Regions from separate parts of the Homo sapiens genome. Here region 1 is linked to region 2. A link is an interaction called in ENCODE POLR2A ChIA-PET data of the cell type or tissue named here. Cell type or tissue: IMR-90. All regions are shown on one strand.

Region 1 (8,000 bases), 600 kb before region 2:
AATTTAGAAGGGCTGAAATCATTCAAAATATGTTCTCTAACCACAAATGAATTTAATTAGAATAAACAACAGAAGGGAATTGGGAAAATCCACAATATTTGAAAGTTAACATAATGAGTCAAAGAAGTCACAAGGGAAATTAGAAAATAACTTGAGACTGGGCACAGTGCCACACCAGTCATCCCAGCACTTTGGGAGGGCAAGGTGGGAGATTGTTTTGAGCCCGGGAGTTTGAGTCCAGCCTGGGCAAAGTAGTAAGACCTCCAGCTGGGCGTGGTGGTATGCGCCTGTTGTCCCAACTACTCAGGAGGCTGAGGTGGAAGGATTGCTTGAGCCTGGGAGGTCGAGGGTGCAGTGACTGATTGCGCCACTGCACTCCAGCCTCAGTGACAGCAAAAAACTGTCTCAAAAAAAAAATTGGGACATATGGCTCAACTCAATCCCCTGATGATGGGATTTAGTTGAGCCTTACGTCTGCCTCTGTGTGTGTCTCCAGCCATCCCGACATGCATGCTGTGGGATCGTGGCTCTTCAGGAATCTGTGCTGCCTTTGTGAACAGATGGAAGCATCCTGCCAGCATGCTGACGTCGCCAGGGCCATGCTTTCTGGTGCGTTCATGACAAGATGCGGGTTCTTGGGTAAAACTCATTTTGATCTGTGATAATGCCTTCTGCTCTCAAGAGCTCTGCGAGGCAGAACAGCCTGTCTCTCCGTGGCCGTGGGAACCTGGCATGACAGACTCCCAGTCTCAGCCTGTTGTGGGGTTGCATTTTACTTGACTGATGTGGAAATACTAGTAAGTCGGCCTTGACATGAGTTTAAGTGTTTCCATTCACCTTTCCCATAGAGTGACCGCAGCTGCTTCCTTCTGTCGCCCAGGCTGGAGTACAGTGGCGCGATCTCAGCTCACTGCAACCTCCGCCTCCTGGGTTCAAGTGATTCTCTGCCTCAACCTCCTTAGTAGCTGGGACTGCAGGCACGTGGCACCATGCCCGGCTAATTTTTTTTTTGTATTTTTAGTAGAGACGGGGTTTCATTAGGTTGGCCAGGCTGCTCTTGAACTCCTGACCTCGTGATGCACCCCCCTCGGCCTCCCAAAGTGCTGGGATTATAGGCGTGAGCCACTATGCCTGGCCTTCCTGAGGAATGATATTATGAGAAAAACTTGGGACTGTAATGTCCCCCCACAAACTAAGAAGGTGCTGAGAGACCAGAGGATGGCTCAGACTAGGGACCAACCCAGTTTGAGGAGTAGTTGGGTTTGTCAGAAGATGGCTTGGACCAGAGTCCAGCTTGAGGAGTAGTTGGGCTTGTCAGAGGATGGCTCGGACCAGAGTCCAGCTTGAGGAGTAGTTGGGCTTGTCAGAGAATGGCTTGGACCAATCCAGCTTGAGGAGTAGTTGGGTTTGTCAGGACTTATATTCAGCGCACTCCTGGACGGCGGCAGGACAGCTCTAGAGAACCGCCCCACCACCTGTCTCTAAGGTGCATTGAAGCTCGTTTTCTGGCTCTTTGCCTGCTGTGTTTGAGTGATGAGACTCTTTTCCTTGGTGAGTTCTCAGATCCTCTCTGGGATATTTGGGTTCTGAGGAACACCTGCTGGGAGACCCATCCCACTACAAGTGACACCTACAAATAAAAATTAGATGAGAAACTGATCTGTACAGTAGCTTGTGGGTTTTTTCCTTTTTCCTAAAGCTTTTTGGTGGCATGAGCGACTTAGCATTCCTGAGCTACTATAACCTGGTACCAGATAGGTTAAATTTAAATCAAAGTTAGAAAATCTTGTGGATTTCAGTCCTCTTGGTCTTATTTTTTAAAAAGCTAAGAATGCCTTTCCTCCCCCATCACATTCCTCAGAATAGGATGCTTCTGGGTCCCTCTAGACCCTCTGGTATTGGAGATTGGCAGGCAAGACAATCCATAAGACCTCCCTTGGAAACCACTTTTATTTAAGAGAAAAAAATTGGGCTGGGTGGGGTGACTCATGCCAGTAATCCCAGCACTTTGGGAGGCCAAGGCAGGTGGATCATGAGGTCAGGAGTTCAAGACCAACCTGGCCAAGATGGTGAAACCCCATCTCTACTAAAAATACAAAAATTAGCTGGGTGTGGTGGCGGCGCCTATATTCCCAGCTACTGGTGAGGCTGAGGCAGAGAATTGCTTGAACCTGGGAGGCGGAGGTTGCAGTGAGCGAGATCATACCATTGCACTCAAGCCCAGGCGACAGAGCAAGCCTCCGTCTCACAAAAAAAAAAAAAAAGAAAAAAATCTGACTATAAACTTGTTCCCTTTCAAATAGAAGTGCAAGAGGAAAAAATCTGGTTCATCTAAGGGTCCTGATTGGGTTTGGTGAACGCTAGTGTAGCTGTGGTCAGGTGAGCAGTAACTTCTGCAGCGTTCCTCAGGTTAGGAGCAGCTCACAGGGGTCCTGGTGGGCCCAAGCCATATGCTCACCCGCCCCTCTGAAGTGGATGGTCTGTGCCATTCACAGTTGCTTGGAGACCATGATGTCCATAAATAACTTTGGTTTTATGGTTTTTCAGATTTTGTTCAAATGTTTGTTTTGAGGGGATTTCAGAAAAACTCAGATCTGAGAAGAACTGTGGAGCCTGAAAAAATGCCGCAGGTAGGAGGAAAAGTCAAGTGAAGAGTTTAGCGGAAGGAGCCGTCCTTATTCCAAGTGTTGAAATGTATTTACGTGTCTCTCTATTGAAACGTGCTGTTTGTACCTATTTACGGGGTACATGTGATACTTGTTTTGTGCATAGAGTGTAATGATCAAGTCAGGGTGTTTAGAGTCTCCGTCACCTCCAGTATGTATCATTTCTGTGTGTTGGCAACATTTCACATGTTGCAGTTACTTTGAAATATACAATCTGTTGTTAACTATAGCCGCCTCACTCTGCTGTGGAACATTAGAACTTACTTCTTCTGTCTAGCTGTATGTTTGTACCCATTAACCAACTCTCTTCGTTCCCCCACTGCATATACCCTTCTCATCTCTGGTATCTCTCGTTCTACTCTCTACCTCCACAAGAGCCACTTTTTAGCTCCCACATATTTGTGATAACATGCAATATTTGTCCTTCTGTGCCTGGCTTATTTCACTTAACATAATGGCCTTCAGTTGCATTCCTGTTGCTGTGAATGACAGGATTTCACTTTAAAAAAAAAGAATAGCTGGCCGGGCATGGTGGCTCATGCCTGTAATCCCAGCACTTTGGGAGGACGAGGCGGGCGGATCACAAGGTCAGGAGATCGAGACCATCCTGGCTAACATGGTAAAATCCCGTCTCTACTAAAAAAATAGAAAAAATTAGCCGGGCCTGGTGGCAGGCACCTGTGGACCCAGCCACTCAGGAGGCTGAGGCAGGAGAATGGCGTGAAACCTGGAGGCGGAGCTTGCAGTGAGCCCAGATCGTGTCACTGTATTCCAGCCTAGGCGACAGAGACTCCATCTCAGAAAAAGAAAAAAATAGCTGAGGTTGGGCTCAATGGCTCATGCCTATAATCCAGCACTTTGGGAGGCTGAGACTGGTGGATCCCCTGAGGTCAGGAGTTCAAGACCAGCCTGACCAACATGGTGAAACCCTGTCTCTAGTAAAAAAAAAAAAAAAATAGCCGGGCGTGGTGGCACATGCCTGTAGTCCCAGCTACAGGCGTGGAGGCAGGAGAATTGCTTGAACCCAGGAGGCGGAGGTTGCAGTGAGCCAAGATTGCGCCTTGCACTCTAGCCTGGGTGACAGAGCGAGACTCCGTTAAAGCTGACCAGTATTCCGTTGTGTGTATATACCACGTTTTCTGTATCCGGTCATCTCTTGTTGGGCACACAGGTTGATTTCATATCTTGGCTATTGTTAATAGTGCCACAATAAATGTAGGAGTACAGATGTCTCTTCAGCTGGCTGATTTCCTTTCCTTTGGCTGTAAGCCCAGTAATGGGATTGCTGGATCATATGGCAGTTCTGGTTTTTTTTTTGTTTTTTTGTGTTTTTTTGAGACGGTGTCTCTCTCTGTTGCTCAGGCTAGAGTGCAGTGGCGCGATTTCGGCTCACTGCAACCTCTGCCTCCCAGGTTCAACCGATTCTCCTGCCTCAGCCTCCCGAATAGCTGGGATTACAGGCATGCACCACCATGCCCAGCTAATTTTTGTATTTTTAGTAGAGGTGAGGTTTCACTCTGTTGGCTAGGATGGTCTCGATCTCTTGACCTCATGATCTGCCTGCCTTGGCCTCCTGAAGTGCTGGGATTACAGATGTGATCCACCATGCCTGGTGAAAGTGAGACCCTCTGGGCTGGTAGTTCTGTTTTTAGAACTACCCAACTATTTAGAAATCTCCATACTATTTTCCATAATGGCTGTATTAATTTACATTCTCACTGATAGCATATAAGAGTTCTGTTTGCATTCTCACCAGCATTTGTTATTTTTTGTTTTCTTGATAATGATAATTCTAACTGGAGTGAAATAATAGCTCATTGTGGCTTTGACTTGTATTTCCCTGATGATTAGTGACATTGGCTTTTTTTTTTTTTTTTTTGAGACAGAGTCTTGCTCTGTCGCCCGGGCTGGAGTGCAGTGGCGCGATCTCGGCTCACTGCAAGCTCCGCCTCCGGGGTTCACGCCATTCTCCTGCCTCAGCCTCCTGAATAGCTGGGACTACAGGCGCCCACCACCACTCCCGGCTAGTTTTTCTATTTTTAGTAGAGATGGGCTTTCACAGTGTTGGTCAGGCTGGTCTCGAACTTCTGATCTCATGACCCGCCCACCTTGGCCTCTCAAAGTGTTGGGATTATAGGCGTGGGCTACCGTGCCTGGCCTTTTTTTTTCTTTTTTCTTTTTTTTTTTTTTGAGATGGAGTCTTGCTCTGTCTCCCAGGCTGGAGTGCAGTGGTGCCATCTTGGTTCACTGCAAGCTCCGCCTACCGGGTTCAAGCTATTCTCCTGCCTCAGTCTCCCGAGTAGCTGGGACTATAGACACCCGCCACCGCACCTAGCTAATTTTTTTGTATTTTTAGTAGAGACAGGGTTTCACCTTGTTGGTCAGGCTGGTCTAGAACTCCTGACCTCAGGTGATCCACCCACCTCGACTTCCGAAAGTGCTGGGATTACAGGCGTGGGCCACAGTTCCCGGCCTGTTTCTGGGTTCTCTATCCTGTTCCGTTGGTCTGTGTGTATGTTTATATCAACCTCATGCTGTTTTCATTTCTGTAGCCTCGTAGTATATTTTGACCTCAGGCAGTGTGATTTCTATATTCTATAGCTTTGTTCTTTTTCCTCAGGATTGCTTTGCTTATCTGTGTTCTATTTTGGTTCCATGTGAATTTTAGAATCTTTTTTTCTATTTCTGGGAAGAACGTTATTGGTATTTTGATAGGGATTGCATTGAATCTGTAGATAGTTTTGGATACGTCCCAAATTTTTATTCCCTTTTGGAGGTTCCTGAGCCAGTGGCTCCCATTTTGCCTACACTGCAGTCTGTGGGCTTTGTTTGAGGAAGTCTGTTTTATTGTTACCATGAGTTGCTCTCTGAGTAGTGGTATGCTTTAAGCCCAGGAGATGTGAAGAAGGGAAATGGACAATGGTACCTTCTCACCGTCTTCTGGCTCCAGAGGCATCAAGGGTGAAAGTCCTTAGTTCCACAGCCCAGATTCAAGGCCTGAGCTTTCCTCTCTTCACTGAAGTACTTCAGCAAAACTCTGCGTGCAAAAGTGTCCTGCCCAGCCCTAGGCTCATGGCCTCAGGCCATGCTGAGAGCAGTCTTAGGGTAATTCCAGAAAGTTCAGCCTTTTCACTCTGTCTAGGTCCCTTCGGTACTGGAGTAATTTCTAGGTCTATGAGGGTTTTTAAAGTTGATCTCTTTGTAAAGTCCATTTCTTTTTCTTTTTTCCGAGACGGAGTCTGGCTCTTTCGCCCGGGCCGGACTGCAGTGGCACTATCTCAGCTCACTGGAAGCTCTGCCTCCCGGGTTCACGCCATTCTCCTGCCTCAGCCTCCCGAGTAGCTGAGACTACAGGGCGTCCGCCACTGCGCCCGGCTAATTTTTTGTATTTTTAGTAGAGACGGGGTTTCACCATGTTAGCCAGGATGGTCTCGATCTCCTGACCTCGTGATCCGCCCGCCTCGGCCTCCTGAAGTGCCGTTTCTTTACTTTAGAGTAACAAGTAATAATTCTCTTGTGTGATGCAGGTATCACACAAATTACAGAAGATTACCAAGATGGTAACTCACATTCTATTTTGACAGGTCACGGTTGATGTACTGCAGAGAATGCTGATTTGTAAGTTAATTGCACTGCAGCCCAGACTGTAAATGACTTAGTTTGCTTATTAGCAATTGTATCAGTTTTCTGCCTTTCCATTTGAGGTATTTCTCCTCTGTATGTTTCACTGTGCAGAGTCCTGGTACTGGAATGCCCTTGTTTTGGCATTTTCAGAGCTGTGAAGGGATACCTCATGAATCTGTGGGTCACAGGGAAGCATTTTCTTGTCTGTGTGTTTTGATTAAGGCCTACAGATTGTAGAAGTCTTGATGGATGTGGGCCCTCTGGGGGGTTGAAGTGGATCTGTTGTCTGAAAGCGCCTGGGGATTGTTTCTGGTGGGCTGCCGCCGTGTGCTGACATCTGTTTTCTGTTCCTGGCTCTGTCTTCAGTTGCACTTGACGCTTTGGCTGCTGGAGTACAGGAGGAGTCCTCCACTCACAAGATCGTGAGGTGCTGGTATGTTCCTGAGGGTGGCCTGCCTGAGTGTGCAGCAGGGAGGTGTCTGCCAAATTAAAGAGCCAAGATATTTTAAACACTTCCAGAGCTTCAGCAGCCCGCTCCTGAGCACACTTCCTCTGCCAGTTACGATAACGTGCGTGAGGAGGAGGCGACCATGGGAAAGCCCGGGGAACGCTCTGGTCAGCCTTTTCCTGTGAGGATGAGGTCGGAAGGTGCGCCCACTGCAGTATCCTGTTCCGCCTCTGGAAGTCCTGCACCAATGTTTGTCCCACTCACTGTGACCTCCTCCTGTGTGGAGTCTCCCCTTGCTCCTCCTTCCCTGGGTGTGATTCAGGCTCTAGAGCTGGCCCTGCCTCTCAGCCCCCCACATTTCTAGAACACACTGTAGCTGTGCCTCTACAGACTCCCGCTGCCTGGCCTCCACAGATCCTGCTCAGATTCACCAGTAGGCAAAGCTTGGCCCTATTAGCTTTTTCTCTCCATGGCTCTGTGGAGATGTGCGGAGACCCTTACAGGTCGGGAGGCGGAAGCTGAGGAGTGGGGGCTGGGTGGAAGGTGGACATCGGGGTTTGGTGGAAATGGGGCTCTGGGGTTTGCTTCCCTCTAGTGTGGGCAGGGGACCTTGAAGTGAAGTCTTGAGAAACCAGTAGAATTTGCCACTGTTTCCAGGCCTTGTCAACCTTTTCATTCTTTATTTTGCTCCTCATTTCCCATCCCTCACAGTAACTGTTTAACTGCTCAATTAAATGTGTTGTACCGTTCGGTACTTTTACTGAAACAGTGAATAAAGCACTGTGTGATTTCCTGAATGTTTACATGTGCATCAGTTAGCTTGGGCTGCTGTAACAAAGTGCCAGAGACTGCGGTGTGGACGGCAGATGTGTTCTCACAGCAGTGGAGGCTGGAAGTTGGAGGTCAGGGTGCCCCTAGGGTTGGGTTCTGGTGAGGACCCTCTTCCTGGCTTGCAGGAGACCTACTTTTTCTGTGTCTTCATGAGGTAGAGAGGGGAGAGCAAGCCCTCTGGTGTCTTCTCCGGGCAGTCATCTCATCATCACCTCAGCCTTATCAACACCCCACCTTGAGAGGCTGGGCTTCAACAGAGGAACTTTGTGGGGATACAGTTTAGTCTGTGGCAAGGGCTTTTTTTTATAATCTGTGTGATAAGATTACTCACACTGATGTCCTGAGAGTCAGGTAACAACCACTGACCTGCCGATTTTTATATTTTGTAATTAGTTGCCAATTATTTATTTATTTATTTATTTTTGAGACAG
Region 2 (8,000 bases):
CACCGGGGACGAACCTTGAAGACGCGATTCTAAGCGAAAGACGCCGGAACACAAAAGGCCACAGCACGTAGGGCTCCATTGAACGGAGGTCAGAACAGGCTGGTCCGCGGAGCAGGGCGGGGGCTGCAGGGCCCTGGAGGGGCGCGGAGAGCGGCCGCCGACGGGCGGGCTCTGCTCGGGTAGAAGCTGTTCCGGAGCCCGAGAAGGTGCTGGTCCCGCAACACTGTTGGGGGGGCCCCGCTGAGCTGAGCCTTGCGACCCGGTTTATGTGACGTGAGTTCCACCTCAATCTAAGTGTGAGGAAGCGAACAGCGTTCTGAAACGCAGAAACGTGCCCATTCGAATTGTTAACGCGAGCGCAGAGCCCACTGACAAAGCAAAATAAGACAAACCGGGAGTCAGAAAACTCAGCGACCCACAGGATCCACCGTGATGTTTCCCACAAATGTTACCGCGAAAACAGTCGGACTTGAAAATAAACGCGACCTACCTGGTTCTCGGAAGGGGAGAAGGATCCGGGCGAAAGGCGTCAGTTCTCCCTCGCTCGCCCCGTAGACGCAGCGCAGGCCCCGAGCTCCCGAGCGGCGGTTTCAGAACCCGCGGGTCACCCGGGAGCTCCTCCCGCAGTACCAGCCGAAAGCTCCCAGCGCCGAGGAGGGCGGGCGGCTGCCCTCCCCGACCTCGCCCCGCCCGCGCGGACGCCCCCGGCCCCACGCGGGGACCACCCCGGGACGCCGGCCGGAGCCCGCGCGCCCCCGGGCAACCTGAGTGCACCTGCGCCGCGAGGGCACCTGAGCGCTCCCGGCCACGCCCCTGCCACGCCCCCGGCCCCCACGTGCCGCCCTCACGGGGCCCCGCCCCCTCGCGGTTCGGCCGCAAGCCCCGCCTCTCAACCTTCCCGCCCCTCAACCTCCCCGCCCTATGCCCCAGATCGGGCCCCGCCCCTTTACGCCTTAGGCCCCGCCCTCACACCGCCCGCCCCCACACCCCGCCTCCACTGGACTCAGGCTCCGCCCCTTAATGCCTCGCCCCAAAGCCCCGCCCCAGGAGCCCGCCCTGGTCCAGGCCCCGCCCCGTCCCGAGCGCAGCCTGCGACCGATGGAGCAGGAGGCGCGGGTGCTGAGAGCTGCGGGCGGCTTTGGCCGGGCCCGGCGCCTGCTGGCCTCCGCCTCGTGGGTACCCTGCATAGTGCTGGGGCTGGTGCTGAGCTCCGAGGAGCTGCTTACCGCGCAGCCCGCGCCCCACTGCCGACCGGACCCCACGCTGTTGCCCCCAGCGCTGCGCGCCCTGCGCGGACCCGCGCTGCTGGACGCCGCCATCCCGCGCCTGGGGCCCACGCGAGCCGCGAGCCCCTGCCTGCTCCTGCGCTACCCCGATCCCGCGCCCTGCACCCGCCCCGGGCCCGCGCCCCGCGCCCGCACGCAACGGCACCCGGCCCTGCACACGCGGCTGGCTCTACGCGCTGCCCGGCGCCGGCCTCCTGCAAAGCCCGGTCACCCAGGTGCGCCCCCGTCCCTGCTGCCCCGCAGCCCTCCCCGCCCCCAGCCCGCCGAGGCCCTGGGTGTCCTTTCTCCATCCTACCTGGCGCCTCTGACCCGGGCCCCCCGGCCGTCCTCCTGGGCTTCCTGCTCCGGGGCGGCCGCCGGCCCGACGGTGCCGCAGACGGGCGCGCACGGGCCGGACCCGCGGAGAGGGGCCGGGCGGGGGCTGAATCTGGGCCTGGGAGCTGCCAGGCGCGGGGCGGCCTGGGGCGCTGGAGGATTGGAGCCGAAGGCGCCGGTGGGGGAGCAGGGCCTGGAATTTGCTTCAGGACCACCAGCGTCTTCAGCAGACCGTGGCTTTGGGCTGGCTTTCCAAGGCAGAGTCTCTGCTTGGAGGGACTGACGTGGTCAGCACAGACTGGGGAAGGTGGGCTTCCCATCAGTGAGGTGCGCAGAGGCTGGGCTAGAGACTGCATTGCCTGAAGGGAAACCTTGACGATCTGCGTGAGAAGAGATGGGGAGGCGGGCGGCAGGGACCTCCAGGCCCCTTTCATGCCTTTCCGCGCTGGGGCTGAGACCTGCACACCCCTGAGGCAGCCTTTACCCCGAGGCCCCCATCCCCCATCCTGGGAGGACTGGCCCCAGTGTGGAAACTGGAACGGGGTTGCCACATCTTCACAAGGGCTGCCTGGGGCCCTGGAACCCGCCGGGCTTCTCTCTCCACCCTGCTCCCTCCCACCTCCCACCTGCCCTCCTCCTGTTTGGTGCCTGGATCCAGGAATGCCCCATCAGCTTTCCCAAAACGTCAGGTTTGAAAGTAAAATCTCGGGCATAGCACGGCCCCCAGCAGTAGATTAAGCTTGCCAAGAAGACCCAGGAACCGGAAGGGGTGGGGGGAGGCGCAGAGCTGAGGTCAAGGGTCAAGGGCCTCACCGGGAAATGCCGCTGAGCACAGCTCTCCAGCCGCTGCCCGAGTCCCTCTTGAAATGGGCAGGGCAGGGAGGGCGTGGGTACCAGCGCAGGTGCTGGGGTTCATTTCTTAGGCCTGTGTCATGGCTATGACCCTTGGCCGGCTGGGGTGGGGGCTGTGTCTATGACGCCACCAAGGCCCTGGGTGTCCCCGGGGTCCCTCGGAATAGGAGGTGGAAACGGGTCGGACAAGAGCTGGCCGTGGGGGAAGAGCAATGGTGTGCGGAGGTGGGGGAGGCCCTATCTAGGGACAAGCAGAAAACTTAGGGTGGGCAGATCCCCCCGACCCCTGTGCAGGGGCTGCCGGAGACCAGAGAGGCTGCTGTGTGACCTGGACCAAGCCCCTTGCCCTCTCATGCCTCAGTTTCCCCTTCTCTCCACGGAGGGATTGAGCAGGACATGGAGGGCCCCTTCCAGTAGCCATTCTGGGACTCCCTGCACCTGTCCCCAGGGGAGGGTCCTGAGCTGGCCTCCACGTGGCTGCTGTTCCCCATAGTGGAACCTTGTGTGTGGAGACGGCTGGAAGGTCCCGCTGGAGCAGGTGAGCCACCTCCTGGGCTGGCTGCTGGGCTGTGTCATCCTGGGAGCAGGCTGTGACCGGTGAGGCCCCTTCCCTTTTCCTGCTGCCCAGCAGCCCTCCCCTCCGCCCACTCTCAGGGTTCAGCTAGACCTGGTGCTGCCAGGATGAAGGTTGGACCCTGGGTTATCCTGACCCTGTCCAAGCATGTCCCCCGCTGCCCACCAGGTTTGGACGCCGGGCAGTTTTTGTGGCCTCCCTGGTGCTGACCACAGGCCTGGGGGCCAGTGAGGCCCTGGCTGCCAGCTTCCCTACCCTGCTGGTCCTGCGCCTACTCCACGGGGGCACATTGGCAGGGGCCCTCCTCGCCCTGTATCTGGCTCGTGAGTACCCTGGGGGCTGCTGTCACTGGGGGAGGGGCAGTGGGTGGCCCGCAGGCCTCTGAGGCTCCCTTGCCGAGGGCCCCGAGCTGCAGGGACAGTGAGCAGTGAGTCCCTTGGGCATCCCGCTCCTGGGCAGGTCACCAATAGGTCCCCGCAGTTCCCAATGGAACTGTTCCAGTCCTCCCCGAGGCCTCCACTTCAACCTGTCTGTGTCTGCCCAGGCCTGGAGTTGTGTGACCCTCCCCACCGCCTGGCCTTCTCCATGGGGGCTGGCCTTTTCTCGGTGGTGGGCACCCTGCTGCTGCCCGGCCTGGCTGCGCTTGTGCAGGACTGGCGTCTTCTGCAGGGGCTGGGTGCCCTGATGAGTGGACTCTTGCTGCTCTTTTGGGGGTAAGTGTGGTGGGAGCTGGGCCAGCAGCCCTCATCGGGGCTGACTATGTAGCTTCCCTCTGCACCGACGTATCCCATGCCAGGTAAACGCATGGGTTACAGGGTCACAGAGAACTACAGTGATGTCCTGCCCCTGAGCCTGGGGGTGGGGTGGGGGCCCTGGCCTTTGCCTCTCCTTCCAGGAGGAGGTGGAGGGAGCCGTGGGCATCCTCACCAACGCTGCAGGTTCCCGGCCCTGTTCCCCGAGTCTCCCTGCTGGCTGCTGGCCACAGGTCAGGTAGCTCGAGCCAGGAAGATCCTGTGGCGCTTTGCAGAAGCCAGTGGCGTGGGCCCCGGGGACAGTTCCTTGGAGGAGAACTCCCTGGCTACAGGTCAGGCGCCTACCAGGGAGGAGGGAGATTCAGGTACTGGAGGAGGGCTTCGGAGAGGCACAGCTCCTCACCCCCCTCCCCTCACATCTCTGCGGCTACAGAGCTGACCATGCTGTCTGCACGGAGCCCCCAGCCCCGGTACCACTCCCCACTGGGGCTTCTGCGTACCCGAGTCACCTGGAGAAACGGGCTTATCTTGGGCTTCAGCTCGTGAGTCGAGGAAGGGCTGGGGTCCTGCACCATCCCCCGGGGTGGGCATATGGTCCCCAGAGTCCCCGGCTCTGGCTGGGCCCATAGATTTGCTCTCTCTCCCAGGCTGGTTGGTGGAGGCATCAGAGCTAGCTTCCGCCGCAGCCTGGCACCTCAGGTGCCGACCTTCTACCTGCCCTACTTCCTGGAGGCCGGCCTGGAGGCGGCAGCCTTGGTCTTCCTGCTCCTGACGGCAGATTGCTGTGGACGCCGCCCCGTGCTGCTGCTGGGCACCATGGTCACAGGCCTGGCATCCCTGCTGCTCCTCGCTGGGGCCCAGTGTGAGCTTGGGGCCCCGCAGGCCATACAGGAGCCATTGTGTTTGGGCCGACGGTCTGCCACACCAGGGGGCCATAGTGCCGACAGGGGAGCAGCCTGGGGTGGCAGCCCAAGGCCAGCTGCTGTTTGTTTTCCTCTGATCCTTGTGGAAGGCCCAAAAGGATCTTTTGTGACTGGCCTAAAGTAAGGAAACTGTCTGAGCCTAAAACACCTGCCCCAGCCACAGAGTGCAGCACAGGCATGAGAGGTCAAGAGGCCGGGCTGGGTAAAAGCTCTGCCCAGAGTTCCAGGTGGCCGAGGCCGGCCATGGACTGGTGTGGGAGGGCCCATATACTCAGGGCCAGCCACATGGTGTGTGGAGCTAGGTGCAAAATGAAATGCAGGCCTTGCTTCCAACGTATTCGAGATTTTAGGACGGTTCTCGAAATTGCAAAGACAGTGGACAGCACAGCAGTAGCTGAGCGTGGGCCCGAGTGGAGGTGGTCGGTGTGGCTGCGGCTCGGGGTCAGGATTCTAACATCCTTAGAATCCAAGCCAGGCTGGAATCAGGCTGCAGAGGACAGGTTCCCCCTCCAGGTTTCTCAGGGGGGCTGGAAAAGGAGGCTTGGAAAGTGGGTCCCCAGACAGTGGTGTGGTTCTCTGGGGAAGGGCCCTGAGTGGCCAGGGTGGAAGGCCTGGGGAGAGAGCCTGGGAACCCCTGTTCTTTGTCCCCAGATCTGCCAGGCTGGACTGTGCTGTTCCTCTCTGTCCTGGGGCTCCTGGCCTCCCGGGCTGTGTCCGCACTCAGCAGCCTCTTCGCGGCCGAGGTCTTCCCCACGGTGATCAGGTGAGCTTCAGGGTTGCCCGGCCACACAGCAGGGTCCAGGGCCTCTCATGGGGAGGAGGGGCCAGGTGGACAGGAGGCCCTGTCCCCATACCCCACCCAGGTTCCTGCCTGTGATTCCTCCATCCAGTAAGGACTCGGGGTAAAGCACTGCCCTGCTCCTGGATGGTGGGGGCCACTGCTCACAGAAGGCTCTGGGCAGACGGCTCAGGAACTGGGAAGGGGAGGGAAGGCCACGCAGGCCTGAAGCCAGGAGTGCGGGGTGGGGGCAGAGATGAGGAGGCCTCCAGAAATGGCAGAATTCTCGGGGAAAGCATCACTTTTCGATCTTCTTCTTCTTCTTTTTTTTTTTTTTTGAGATGGAGTCTCGCTCTGTCACCAGGCTGGAGTGCAGTGGTGTGATCTCAGCTCACTGCAGCCTCCAACTCTCTGGTTCAAGCGATTCTCCTGCCTCAGCCTCCTGAGTAGCTGGGATTACAGGCACCCACCACCACGCACAACTAATTTTTGTATTTTTAGTAAAGACAGGGTTTCACCATGATAGCCAGGATGGTCTCGATCTCCTGACCTCATGATCCGCCTGCCTTGGCCTCCCAAAGTGCTGGGATTACAGGCATGAGCCACTGTGCCCGGCCACTTTCCAGTCTTGAACAGAGCAAAAAGTGCTCCAGGAGAGGAAGGAGGTTTTTCCAAAACAATTTTTCAAATTATCCTCAGCCAGCAAACCTTAGGCTGTGCGGAGGCCGGGCCTTCCCCCTGCTCACTCTGGAGTCACATGTGTGTCCCCCAATCTGTTGCCCCACCAGCTGCCCCCAACGCACTCTCTCCCACAGAGGGGCCGGCCTGGGCCTGGTGCTGGGGGCCGGGTTCCTGGGCCAGGAGGCTGGCTGCCCCCAACACACTCTGTCCCACAGGGGGGCCGGGCTGGGCCTGGTGCTGGGGGCCGGGTTCCTGGGCCAGGAGGCTGGCTGCCCCCAACACACTCTGTCCCACAGGGGGGCCGGGCTGGGCCTGGTGCTGGGGGCCGGGTTCCTGGGCCAGGCAGCCGGCCCCCTGGACACCCTGCACGGCCGGCAGGGCTTCTTCCTGCAACAAGTCGTCTTCGCCTCCCTTGCTGTCCTTGCCCTGCTGTGTGTCCTGCTGCTGCCTGAGAGCCGAAGCCGGGGGCTGCCCCAGTCACTGCAGGACGCCGACCGCCTGCGCCGCTCCCCACTCCTGCGGGGCCGCCCCCGCCAGGACCACCTGCCTCTGCTGCCGCCCTCCAACTCCTACTGGGCCGGCCACACCCCCGAGCAGCACTAGTCCTGCCTGGTGGCCCTGGGAGCCAGGATGGGACCAAAGTCAAGGCCTGGGGCATGGCTGAGTACCCCAGACGTCTGGTCCAGGGCAGACACATTCCTCTCAGAAGCCCGTGTCTCAGTGCAGGTGGAGCCGTGGGGACAGCGTGAAGGTGTCTCCAGCCAGGCCCCAGGCACTGGGAGGCCCTGGGTCTCCCCCCAGCCACACCCAGTAGGTGTGGAGGATAAAGGCTTCTGTGGAACTTGGCGTCCTCCCTGGTTCTTCCCTCAGGCCACACCTGGGGCCTGGAAGGGTCTCACCTGTGCCTGCTCCCCACCTCTGGGCTCACCAGCAAGGAGCCAGGGTGTCAGCGGCTGCTCCATAGCCCCTGTCCAGGTAGTGGCAGCCCCCGGCCGCCTCCTGCCCCAGCCAAGCAGGGTGGTATGGGGGCCTGGCCCTCAGGTCCCTGCCAGGCCAGGCCTCACTGGCCCCATCCCCCTCATGGTCAGTGTGGCAGTGGGCGCCCGTCCTGCATGAAAGAGACTAGCACGTTTTTCATTCAGATTTACCCAGGAGGTTGCTGTCTTTCATACAAAGATGAGGTTCACTGGTAGGAGGCAAAGGTGGGACTAGGGAGGTGACCCGCATGGGGCCGATGGAGAGAAACTCTTCCCACCCCGGCAGGAAGGGGCCTCTTCCTGGCCGCCCCATCCACACTCAGGTTCTGCCCCCAGACTTGGGCCCTCGCCTACAGGAAGGAGGCTGCCCCAGGCCCAGGGGGGTCGGGCCCGGTGACCTCAGGCTGCCTCTGCAGGGGCCATCACTGCCACGAGGCCGGGGAGTGGCATGTCCAGTTGCGCCCCAGGGTCAGGCTGTCCGGCCTCTGTGTCTGGGTAGCAGTGCCCCAGGAGAAAGACCCTCCCTGGCCTGGTGGTCCCATCTGGCCCCGTACTCCAACCCGCACGGGTGCCCATACATGTCTGCCAGCCGGGCGAAGCGGGGCCCCCAGTCTCTGAGGTAGTCGTAGTCCTGGTCCTCATCGCCCTGGCTGGACAGGATGGAGCTCAGCGTCCCCGCCACCGAGCCGTCACCCTCGTAGTCATAGATGAGGGCTGTGTCGTAAGGCGGCACACTGGGGTCACTATCTGCAGCCTCCAAGCCCTATAAAGAGGCCCGGAGAGCTCAAGACACATGGAGGGGCCAGCGGGTGCCCCACCGCCGTGGCCACAGCCCAGGGCAAAGTCAGCTCAAGGCACGGGC

The links. ChIA-PET counts read pairs that join two places held together with the same protein. Peaks named below come from ENCODE experiments on the same cell type or tissue, not always from the same donor. Only the 100,000 strongest peaks of a DNase experiment are listed, where the experiment ranks them.
Region 1: POLR2A ChIA-PET joins it to region 2 with 11 read pairs; 2 of 35 experiments call an interaction of 5 or more read pairs at or near these places.

What each region holds. Positions count from the first base shown.
Region 1 is chr16:89,797,889-89,805,888 of GRCh38, reverse strand. It overlaps FANCA (FA complementation group A), which reads left to right. Exons shown (of 43, transcript NM_000135.4): 7 at 497-609; 8 at 2,548-2,630; 9 at 6,251-6,284; 10 at 6,657-6,723. Among named protein-coding and RNA genes, the nearest start is that of FANCA, 15 kb to the left of the region's middle. In IMR-90, no CTCF peak of the experiment used is centred here; DNase peaks (open chromatin) are centred at 118, 558 and 3,918; H3K27ac peaks cover 843 bases.
Region 2 is chr16:89,194,763-89,202,762 of GRCh38, reverse strand. It overlaps CDH15 (cadherin 15), which reads right to left. Exons shown (of 14, transcript NM_004933.3): 14 at 7,271-7,901. The coding sequence ends at 7,608. SLC22A31 (solute carrier family 22 member 31) reads left to right here and starts at 2,226. Exons shown (of 9, transcript NM_001384763.1): 1 at 2,226-2,285; 2 at 2,947-3,050; 3 at 3,196-3,350; 4 at 3,572-3,740; 5 at 3,966-4,111; 6 at 4,213-4,321; 7 at 4,427-4,641; 8 at 5,354-5,465; 9 at 6,458-7,002. The coding sequence starts at 2,262. The coding sequence ends at 6,764. RefSeq lists a silencer at 1,070-1,159 and enhancers at 1,452-2,074, 3,323-3,946. In IMR-90, no CTCF peak of the experiment used is centred here; a DNase peak (open chromatin) is centred at 982; H3K4me3 peaks cover 1,137 bases; H3K27me3 peaks cover 2,892 bases.